2 separate regions of the Homo sapiens genome follow, and region 1 is linked to region 2. A link is an interaction called in ENCODE POLR2A ChIA-PET data of the cell type or tissue named here. Cell type or tissue: OCI-LY7. All regions are shown on one strand. Links, peaks and the distances in the headings refer to the core of each region. The heading gives the core; the rest is flanking DNA.

Region 1 (5,378 bases), core at 50-5,049, 99 kb after region 2:
AAAAAAATTTTTTATTAGCTGGGCGTGGTGGCACACACCTGTAGTCCCAGCTACTAGGGAGGCTGAGCGGGCAGGATCGCTTGAGCCTGGGAGTTCCTGACCAGCCTGGGCGACAGAGCGAGACCTCGTCTCAAAAAAAGAAAAACAAAAAGAAATTAAACCCACTCAGAGTCTTGATACTCTATAGCCCTGACAGGAATTCCATTCTACACTGCCCCCCTTCCCTGACCACAAGCAGAGAAGAGGAAGGGAATGAAGATGATGGAATTGACACAGTGAGGAAAGCCCCTCACATTCACTGTGGTCAGCTGCCCAGGCTACTGTGACTGCTGCTGTCTATCCCAACTCCAGGACTGTTTCATGACAGACCCTTAAAACCTCCTGGCTACCTGGCAGGGCAGGAGAGAAAGAGAGTTCCTAAAACTGTTAGTCATGTCAATTATATGCTCATCTCTACTTCCCACCTCTAAATGCACTTACCTTTGAGCTACACAATGATTTCTTTTTTTTTCTTTTTGTCTATACAAGATTTTAATACCTTACCACATATATATATTTTTGCAGGTACCAAAGCCATGTAAAATTTTTTGCGTATCTAATAAAAGTATAAGTTGTAGTTTTTGTTTTTCCTATTTAAAGAAACTATTACACAATTACTGAACAAATGCTTACTGATGACCAGATTATCACTGGGTACAGATTAATTTACCTAAATAAGATCAAACAGTGCTTAATGACACTTGAGGTTGGGAAAAAAACTTGTAAATTTTTTACTGTGCTGCAAGAATTTACACATGACAATAATACAGACAACTTAGCTAGAATTATTCTAAAATGTAAGAAAAACTCACTCCTTACCATTTCCACAGCAGAGCTTGTATTCCTGCCTTTCCAAACAGGTGTTTTCTGTAAAGAACTGTACTTTTCATTCCACGTGTTAGATAAGCTTCCTTCTGTAATAAATAGTTAATACTAATGGAATTTTGGCTTAGTTCAAAGGATTTCATACCATGAATACTGTTTTTTTCATAACAGCCATATATCTAAAATATTTAATATGGAAAAAATATACTGACTATAATAATTTTAGATTATTATAAATGAAAAAGCTCTTCCGTATTTTTCTGTCAAACTCTCTAAATAATTTGATAAAGCAATGCATCTTGAAAGTATTAAATGTCCATACTGAAACATGTGCTTCTTTTTCTTTGTTTTTGGATTTTTAATAATTTCTCCATTCCAACTTGCCAAGAACTATCTCATAACTTTTGGTACAATTCTGAAAGCAGGGGAATCAAAAATGGAAAAAGCCTTTTCTAACCTTGAATTTAGAGCACATTTCTTTTTTACTTTTTCTTTGTGTGTGAGACAGAGTACTTGCTCCATCGCCCAGGCTGGAGTGCAGTGGCACAATCTTGGCTCACTGCAACCTCTGCCTCCCAGGTTAAAGTGGTTCTCCTGCCTCAGCCTCCCCAGTAGTGGGATTACAGGTGTGTGCCACCACGCCTAGCTAATTTTTGTATTTTTAGTAGAGACAGGGTTTCTCCATGTTGGCCAGGCTGGTCTCAAACTCCTGACTTCAGGTGATCTACCCGCCTCAGTGTCTCAAAGTGTTGAGATTACAGGCATGAGCCACCAGGCCAGCCTGTATTTAGAGCACATTTCTAAATGTTTTCTGCTTTAATATGTGAATCACTTGATATATAAAAAGGAAATTAGGCCAGGTGCAATGGCTCATGCCTATAATTCCAGGACTTTGGGAGGCCGAGGTGGGTGGATCATTTGAGGCCATGAGTTCGAGACCAACCTGCCCAACATGGTGAAACGCCACCTCTACAAAAAATACAAAAATTAGCTGGGCATGGTGGCACGCACCTGTAGTCCCAGCTATTCAGGAGGCTGAGGCAGAGAATTGCTGGAACCTGGGAGGCGAAGGTCGAAGCAAGCCAGGGTCAAAGCGAGCCAGGGTCGAAGCAAGCCGAGATAGCACCACTGCACTTCAGTCTGGGCAACATGGCAAGTCTCTGTCCCCTCACAAAAAAAGAAAAAGTAAATCAGCGTGGTTATTTCTGTTTTCCTTAATTCAGAGAAATGTCTTCAGAGTTGTACACAAGCAGAAAAGAATTCTATCGAATAGACATATTATGATTTACACATATTATAATGATTAGACATATTGTGAAAATAAAGAGGGGTAAGTTTAATTTTTGTAAAAAAGATGTTTATATAGAGGCATAGAAAACTGGGATGAATATACAAGCTGGTTATTTTTATTTTCTTCTAGTGGCTCATCAGCATTTTCTCATTTTTTCCATAAGAAATGTACGTTACTTATATAAATGATTTATCAAGATGAATGAGTGCCGGGTGCAGTGGCTCACATCTGTAATCCCAGCACATTGGGAGGCCAAAGTGGGAGGATCACCTGAGGTCAGGAGTTCAAGACCAGCCTGGCCAACATGATGAAAACCCATCTCTATTAAAAATACAAAAATTAGCCAGGTGTGGTGATGCATGCCTGCAGTCCCAGCTACTCAGGAGGCTGAGGCACAAGAATCACTTGACCCAGGAGGCAGAGGTTGCAGTGAGCCAAGATATTGTGCCACTGCACTCCAGCCTGGGCGACAAACCGAGACTCAGTCTCAAAAAAAAAAAAAAAAAAGGCAGGGGGGAGAGAAATGAGTTTAATATTGGGAGAAAAAGAATAATGGAATAATTTTTAAGAATCACAAAAGACAAACAAACTGGGGTGTTCTGGAAGACAAATTGTCTTCTCAAGCTAGAAGGATTTAATTTGGTAAATCACCAATCCAAAGCACAATATAGTAGCTTTAAAGACTAAAAGTACTTTGAGAATATTTAGCTTGGTTCCAAATTTATTGACCTACCAGAATCTTAATCAAGAGGTAAAATTTTAAAGAAACTATGTTAAAAAGGTTAGTCTAATGTACCTGCCAAAAGAAATAGTGAGACCAAGGAACATGTCAAACTTTTTCTTAGAATGAGAAAAGTACTATTATTCTTTTATTTTTATTTCAAGACATTATTACTTAGAAAGCAAGATTCTTTTTTTTTTTTTTTGGAATTTGAGACAGAGTCTTACTCTGTCACCCAGACTCCCAGACTGGAGTGTGGTGGCGCGATCTTGGCTTACGGCAATCTCTGCCTCCCAGGTTCAAACAATTCTCCTGCCTCAGCCTCTCAAGTAGCTGGGATTATAGGCACCTGCCACCACTCCCGGATAATTTTGTATTTTTAGTAGAGATGGGGTTTCACCTTGTTAGCCAGGCTAATCACGAACTCCTGAGCTCAAGTGGTCCGCCTGCCTCAGCCTCCCAAAGTGCCGGGATTACAGGCGTGAGCCACCGTGCCCAGTGAAAGCAAGACTCTTAAAAATAAGCTATTACGGGCCAGGTGTGGTGGCTCATGCCTGTAATCTCAGCACTTTGCAAAGCTGAGGCAGCAGGATCCCTTGAGCCCAGGAGTTCGAGACCAGCCTGGGCAACAAAGTGAGGCCTCCTCTCTACAAAAAATAAAGAAATTAGCTGGGCATGGTAGCATGTGCCTGTGGTCCCAGCTACATGGGAAGCTGAGGCAAGAGGATCACTTGAGCCCAGGAGGTCGAGGCTACAGTGAACTGTAATCACATCACCACACTCTAGCCTGTGTGACAAAGCGAGACCCTGTCTCAAAAAATAAATAAACAAAAAATCTGCTGGGCACAGTGGCTCACGCCTGTAATCCCAGCACTTTGGGAGGCCAAGGTGGGCAGATCACTTGAGGCCAGGAGTTTGAGGCCAGCCTGGCCAACATGGTGAAATCCCGTCTCTACTGAAATTACAAAAATTAGCCAGGCATGGTGGCACATGCCTGTAATCCCAGCTACTCAGGGGGCTGAGGCAGGAGAATCGCTTGAGCCTGGGACGCAGAGGTTGCAGTGAGCCAAGATTGCACCGTTGTACTCCAGCCTGGGCAACAGAGAGAGACTGTCTCAAAAACAAACAAACAAACAATTATGCTAACATATAGGTCAGCACAGTCGTTTAACAAATGCTTTTAATCTAAATATTTATGGAATGTTTAATTAGAAAGGTTTTTAATCAATAATTTTAGAAATTTTTAAAAATAATTTCTAACAACTGAGGATCAATTCTCCTATAAAAGCATATTAATTTAAGGTTATCAGTGAAAACCAATACTGAAAAGCTACAATGAATCATAACTTAGAAGGAAAATGGAAACACTATATCCAGATTAATTTAACAAATTAGACTTTTAGCTATGGTATACCTAAAAATGCTATACTTCTTACCTTTTAAACTGACAAGGGCTTTTGCTGAAGAGCCTGCAATTAAAAATAAAACAAATCAATAATTATTTCATAACCAAAGTGAGAGAAAAAGACCTTGGTTTGGGGGTAAAAGTGATCCATTTAGTTTTAGTAATGTTGAGTTTGAAGAGATGGTGGAATGTGCAATTCGAAATATCTGGCAGACAATTCAAACTATAAACCAGAACTCAGATAAAGAAAGAACTGGAGAGAGACATATGAGAGTCTTGCTGAAGTTGTGAGAACTGGAGACCATTCCAGGAGAAGAAAGTGAAGAAACAGAAGAAAGAGGAAGAGTGGGGACAGAGGTAATTTTGGATCCTCATCCAGGCGTGCTGTGGTGCTGGAAGAAAAGAGAAAGGGAACCGACATCCATTGAGGCAAAGACTGATGTAGTAATGGAGTGGAAAAAAACAGGCAATGGAAATGATTCAGGGACTGTCAGAGCAAGCAATAAGTCCCTTGAAAGTCTAGAATGCAGGTATATGTGATACTTCAAGATCTAAGCTGGAAAAGGGAATACAGAATGGCCAAGAGGGGCTAGAATAAAGTTGGAGGGGTCCACTGGATAAAACAAACTCCAGTGTACATTAGAGGCCAGGTATGATGGCTGACACCTGTAATCCCAGTGCTTTGGAAGGCCAAGGTGGGAAGGCTAGCTTGAGGCCAGGAGTCTGAGACCAGCCTGGGCAACATAAGGAGATCCTGTCTCTAAAAAAATGTTTTTAATTCACTGGGTATGGGGGCACGTGCCTAAAGTGTCAGCTACTCAGGGGGCTGATGTGAGAGGCCTGCTGGAGCCTGGGAGGTTGAGGCGGCAGTGAGCTGTGACCGTGCCACTGCACTTCAGCCTGACAGACAGAGTACGACTCTGCCTCAAAAAAATAAAAAAGACATTAGAATAACAAGGAAGCTCCTCATACATGCAAAATCTAGACTGAATCTATATTATTAATAAACAACAGGGGATTCTGTTGCAGGTAACCCACTTTGAGAAACATCAGGCTACAGGTTCTGGTGTGAATGAATTATAGGATCTATGGGTAGG
Region 2 (5,378 bases), core at 272-5,271:
GCCATAATAATTGCTTAGTGCAGTTTGCGAAGGCTTCCTGGAGGAGGGGTATTTTTGAGACTTAATTAAAATCAACAAACAAAAAGATGTGAGAGGTGCAGTAAAAGGATCTGGGAGAAGGAGGTTGAACCTAAGAATGAGATATGTCAAGGAATCCATGATGACTATCGTTATCCCAGTGACTCTCATGTAAACAGAAGCTGGTCTTCTTTTATATTCAGTTGTGCTCACAAACCTGGCCCAGTTCCTGGCACACAGGAGATGCCCAATCAGTGTTTGTTGAACCGGCTGGGCACGGGGGCTCACACCTGTAATCCCAGCACTTCAGGAGGCCGAGGCAGGTGGATCATTTAAGGTCAGGAGTTCAAGACCACCGTGGCCAACATGGCAAAACCTCATCTCTACTAAAAAAATTACAAAAATTAGCTGGGCATGATGGCATGCGCCTGCAATCCCAGCTACTAGGGAGGCTGAGGCAGGAGAATCACTTCAACTCAGGAAGTGGAGGTTGCAGTGGGCTGAGATCATGCCACTGCACTCCAGCCTGGACAACAGAGCAAGACTCCATCTCAAAAAAAAAAAAAAAGTTTGCGGAACAACTGAAACTGTATGCAGAATTCCTGGCATGGCAATACCAGGAAGTTATAGGGGACCAATATCATCTCAATAGCTTTCTAACTATTAGAACTGACCATTAAAGAGTGCCAGTAATAGCTACCAAACGCCTCAAAAATGCCAGGAGCTAGGCTAAACTCTTTATATACATTGTCTCATGTTAGCTTGCAATAGCTGTTGAAGAATCATTGTCCCTATTTATTCATTTATTTTGAGATGGAGTCTTGCTCTGTTGCCCAGCCTGGAGTGCAGTGGCGTAGTCTCGGCTCACTGCAATCTCCACCTCCCAGGTTCAAGCGATTCTCCTGCCTCAACCTCCCAAGTAGCTGGAATTACAGGTGTCTGCCACCACGCCCGGCTAATTTTTGTATTTTTTTTAGTAGAGATGAGGTTTCACTGTGTTGGCCAGGCTGGTCTCGAACTCCTGACCTCTGGTGATCTGCCTGCCTCAGCTTCCCAAAGTGTTGGGATTACAAGCATGAGCCACCGTACCCAGCTTGTCCCCATTTAAAAATAAGGAAATTCCAGGTTCAGTTCAATTAAAACATAAAAGAAAAATTAGGAAACTATCCAGGCATGGTGGCTCACACCTGTAATCTCAGCACTTGGGGTTCTGAGATGGATGATGGCTTGAGGCCAAGAGTTCGAGACCAGCTTGGGCAACATAGTGAAACCTTGTCTGTACCAAAAAAAAAAAAAGGAAACTAAATTACAGAGGTGGCTGGGGGCGGTGGCTCACACCTGTAATCCCAGCACTTTGGGAGGCCGAGGCAGGCGGATCACGAGGTCAGGAGATCGAGACCATCCTGGCTAACACAATGAAATCCCATCTCTACTAAAAAATACAAAAAAAAATAATAATAAATTAGCCGGGCGCGGTGGCAGGCGCCTGTAGTTCCAGCTACTCGGGAGGCTGAGGCAGGAGAATGGCTGGAACCCGGGAGGCGGAGCTTGCAGTGAGCAGAGATCGTGCCACTGCACTCCAGCCTGGGAGACAGAGCGAGACTCTGTCTCAAAATAGATAGATAGATAGATAAATAAATAAATAAATAAATAAATAAATAAATAAATAAATTACAGAGGTTAAGCAACGTGCATAGGGTGCATGTTATCTATTTACCTGTAGATAGACTTTTGGATTTCTTCAAATTCTGGGCTAATACAAATTAAACTGCTATGAACATTTAGATACAAATCTTTGCATAGACATGATTTCATTCCTCTAGAACCTGATGTGTGTCCAAATCCCATCCTGAAGTTCTAGCAGTGCCTCCAGCCCTGGCTGGTTTTTGCCTCATGCATCTTGCTCACATGTGGGGTGAAATCCATCATTTTCCCTCCACAGATCTGATCAAGAGCATTCCTCAAGGGTATATCCTTGGAAGATCAAGGTCCGTATACAGCTTACCTCCCAAACCCCCATCCCCCTCAGTGGGATCTCCCAGGATATTAATAACGGTTAGTTAATTTTTTCTTTTTTTCTTTTTTCTTCTTCTTTCTTCTTTCTTCTCCTCTTCCTCTTTCTCCTTCTCCTGCTTCCTCTTCACCTTCCTCTTTTTATTTCCTCTTTTCTTTTCTTTCCTCCTCCTACTCTTCTTCCTCTTCTTCTTCCTCCTCCTCCTCCTTCTCCTTCTTCTCCTTCTCTCCTTCTTCTCCTCCTTCTTCTCATTCTTCTCCTTCTCCTCGGACAGGGTCTTGTTTTATTGTTCAGGCTGGAGTGCAGTGGCACTATCATGGCTTACTGCAGCCCCCATCTCCTGGGTTCAAGCCATCTTCCTGCCTCAGCTTCCCAAGAAGCTGGGACTACAGGCATGTGCCACCATACTCAGAAAAATTTTAAACTTTTTGTAGTGGTGGGGTCTCCCTATGATGCCCAGACTGGTCTCCAACTTCTGGGCTCAAGCGATCCTCCCATCTTGACCTCCCAAAGTTAGTTAATGTATTTCACATATACTATGCCCTACACGCTTTATCTATTTGGTATTATTTCTCAAATTTTTCTTGAAGTAGATGTTTATAGGTGAGGAAACAAAGGGTCAGGGAGATCTATAATAACAGAACATTACTCAACAGAGAGGTGAGAGAGGGCAGTGCTAAGCAGAGTAGACTCTAGAGCTGGTTTGCACAATTTTGGAGCCAGTTATACACTATCCTAGCTGTGTGATCTTGGGCATGTTGCATAACCACCCCATGCCTCAGTTGCTACGTCTGCAAAATGGAACAATAGTAATAGTACCTAATCAGGATGTTGTGTATGTTAACACATATAACCACACTTAGAATAGTGACTGGCACAGTTAATTCTCCATAAGTGTCAGCTATTTAATTATTGCTATTTTTATAAAACCCTCCCAGAGTCCTGAGTCAACAAGGGGATAAGAAAGATCCTGTCACCAGATGCCAGAACACAGGCAGAAATCCCAGCTCCTACTCCACATCCAGGCTGCTGTAGGTAAACCACTCAAGGGAACACTACACAAGAAGGAAAAGGCATTCCCAGCTGCCAGAAAACTATTCAAGATAAAATCTAGGTGTTTTTCTTTTTTACTGTAAAAGTACACGTTTGTTGTAGAAAATTTTGTTAACAGAATAATATAAAGAGAAAAATTTAGATAGAATTCTGCCACCAGAAAGCTTCTATTAACACAGGTTCTGTTAATACGATTGTTTCCTAGTGGGGTGCTTTCCTGGCCTGGCCCAGCAGAGGTTGCTGTTTGAGAAACAAAGCCCTCCTCCCATCTCTTTGCTTGGGGCTGGCCAGGGGAAAGCAAGATTTAAATCCAGTCTCATGGCGAGGGGTGCAGAGAGCTCTCAAAAGTGTGCACAGGATAGAGACAGTGTCGAGTGCCCATCAATAAGGGACAAGTGACATACATTATGGTACATCCATTCAGTGGAGTTCTAGTAGTTGTTAACAAGCATGCCCTAAAATGGAAAGATCTCAAAAATATATTACTATGTTACAAAAGCAAGGTGCAGAACCGTGTTTATAGTATGGTTCTTTTTTCTTTCTTTTTTTTTTTTTGAGACAGGCTCTCTCTCTGTCTGTCACCCAGGCTGGTATGCAGTGGTGCAATCACAGCTCACTGCAGCCTTGACCTCCCAGCCTCAAGCAATCCTTCTCCTTCAGCCTTTGGAGTAGCTGGGACCATAGATGTGCGCCACCATGCCTGGCTAATTTTTAAATTTTTAGTAGAGACAAGGTCTCACTATGTTGCTCAGGTTGATCTCCAACTCCTGGGCTTGAGAGATCCTCCCCACTCAGCCTCCCAAAGTGCTAAGATTACAGACATGAGACACCATGCCCAGCCATATAGTAGGGTTCTTTTGGATTGAAATATGTATGTAGATTAAAAAATAAAAATATATGGGATATATATGGGTGAGATTTAACCTTTCATTTCCTACTTTCTGTACTGTTTGAATTTTCCAGTCTTCCACATGCATTATTTTTTAAATGCCACTGAGAATTAACTGGGAAGGAAGATTATGGCTTATTTCAAAAATCTTTCTATTGTGTACATACTTGTATTTTTTTTTTTTTTTAGACGGAGTCTTGCTCTGTTGCCCTGGCTGGAGTGCAATGGCGCGATCTTGGCTCACTGCAATCTCCGCCTCTTGGGTTCAAGCAATTCTCCTGCCTCAGCCTCCCAGGTAGCTGGGACTGTAGGTGCCCACCACCACGCCCAGCTAATTATTGTATTTTCAGTAGAGACGGGGGTTTTACCATGTTGGCCAAGCTGGCCTCGAACTCCTGACCTCAGGTTATCCACCCACCTCAGTTTATCCACCCGCCTCAGTTTATCCACCTGCCTCAGCCTTCCAATGTGCTGAGATTACAGGCCTGGGCCACCGCACCTGGCCCATACTTGTATTTTTTAAAAATAATCTTTTCCTCAAAGCCTATTGTAGGATTTTTTTGAGCTACAGCACCTGTTGCTACCATAGCTGCTATGCCTCCTAGTGCCTGACACATAATAAATATTGAGCAAACATTTGTTCAATGGGTGAATAAATCTAATATAAAGGTCAGAAGCATTTCTTTTTAGCTTTATTTCCCTTCAGAGAATATTTCCTGAATTAAATTTACTGCATCTTCCCCTCTAGTGTTCCTACAGTCCCTGAAGGGCAGGTTAGGTGACAAGGTTATCTTAAACTCACCTTTTGCAGCTTTCCTCTTCTGCCAAAAGCTCAACCATCTGACACATTCATTGCAAAATTATGTAGCTGGGCACAATGGCTCACACCTGTAATCCTAGCACTTTGGGAGGCTGAGGTGGGCGGATCACTTGAGCCCAGGAATTTGAGACCAACCTGGGCAATATGGTGAAACCCCATCTCTACAAAAAATACAAAAAATGAGCTGCGCGTGGTGGCATGCGCCTGTAGTCTCAGCTACTCAGGAGCCTGAGGTGGGAGGATCGCTTGAGTCCAGGAAGTTGAGGCTGCAGTGAACCATGATCGCACAACTGCACTTCAGCTTGGGTGACAGAGAGAGACTCTGTCTTAAAAAAAAAAAAAAAAAGAAGTATGTACTGGTCACTTACTGCAAAGGACAGAACAAAGAGCTGCTGCTAATTTCTTGGAAAGATTTTCCTAGTGAAGTTATTCATTTAACAAACATTAATTGAGCACCTACCATATATTCCTGGCGCAGGATGATTGGGGTGGTCTCTGTTCTAATGTACCCTGAGGCCTGAGCACCATGGATCTCAGCCCTATCAGACCCAAAGCCTCTTTGTTAAACAGACAGTTTTTAATAT

The links. Peaks named below come from ENCODE experiments on the same cell type or tissue, not always from the same donor. Only the 100,000 strongest peaks of a DNase experiment are listed, where the experiment ranks them.
Region 1: POLR2A ChIA-PET joins it to region 2 with 7 read pairs; 10 of 35 experiments call an interaction of 5 or more read pairs at or near these places.

What each region holds. Positions count from the first base shown.
Region 1 is chr1:226,296,861-226,302,238 of GRCh38, forward strand. It overlaps LIN9 (lin-9 DREAM MuvB core complex component), which reads right to left. Exons shown (of 15, transcript NM_001366245.2): 2 at 4,313-4,345; 3 at 859-953. Among named protein-coding and RNA genes, the nearest start is that of LIN9, 9.6 kb to the right of the region's middle. In OCI-LY7, for the core only: no CTCF peak of the experiment used is centred there; no DNase peak of the experiment used is centred there.
Region 2 is chr1:226,197,907-226,203,284 of GRCh38, forward strand. No RefSeq gene overlaps it. Among named protein-coding and RNA genes, the nearest start is that of ACBD3, 14 kb to the left of the region's middle. In OCI-LY7, for the core only: CTCF peaks have their summits at 3,308 (motif pointing right), 3,512 and 4,672; DNase peaks (open chromatin) are centred at 3,345 and 5,065; H3K4me3 peaks cover 581 bases; H3K27ac peaks cover 1,538 bases.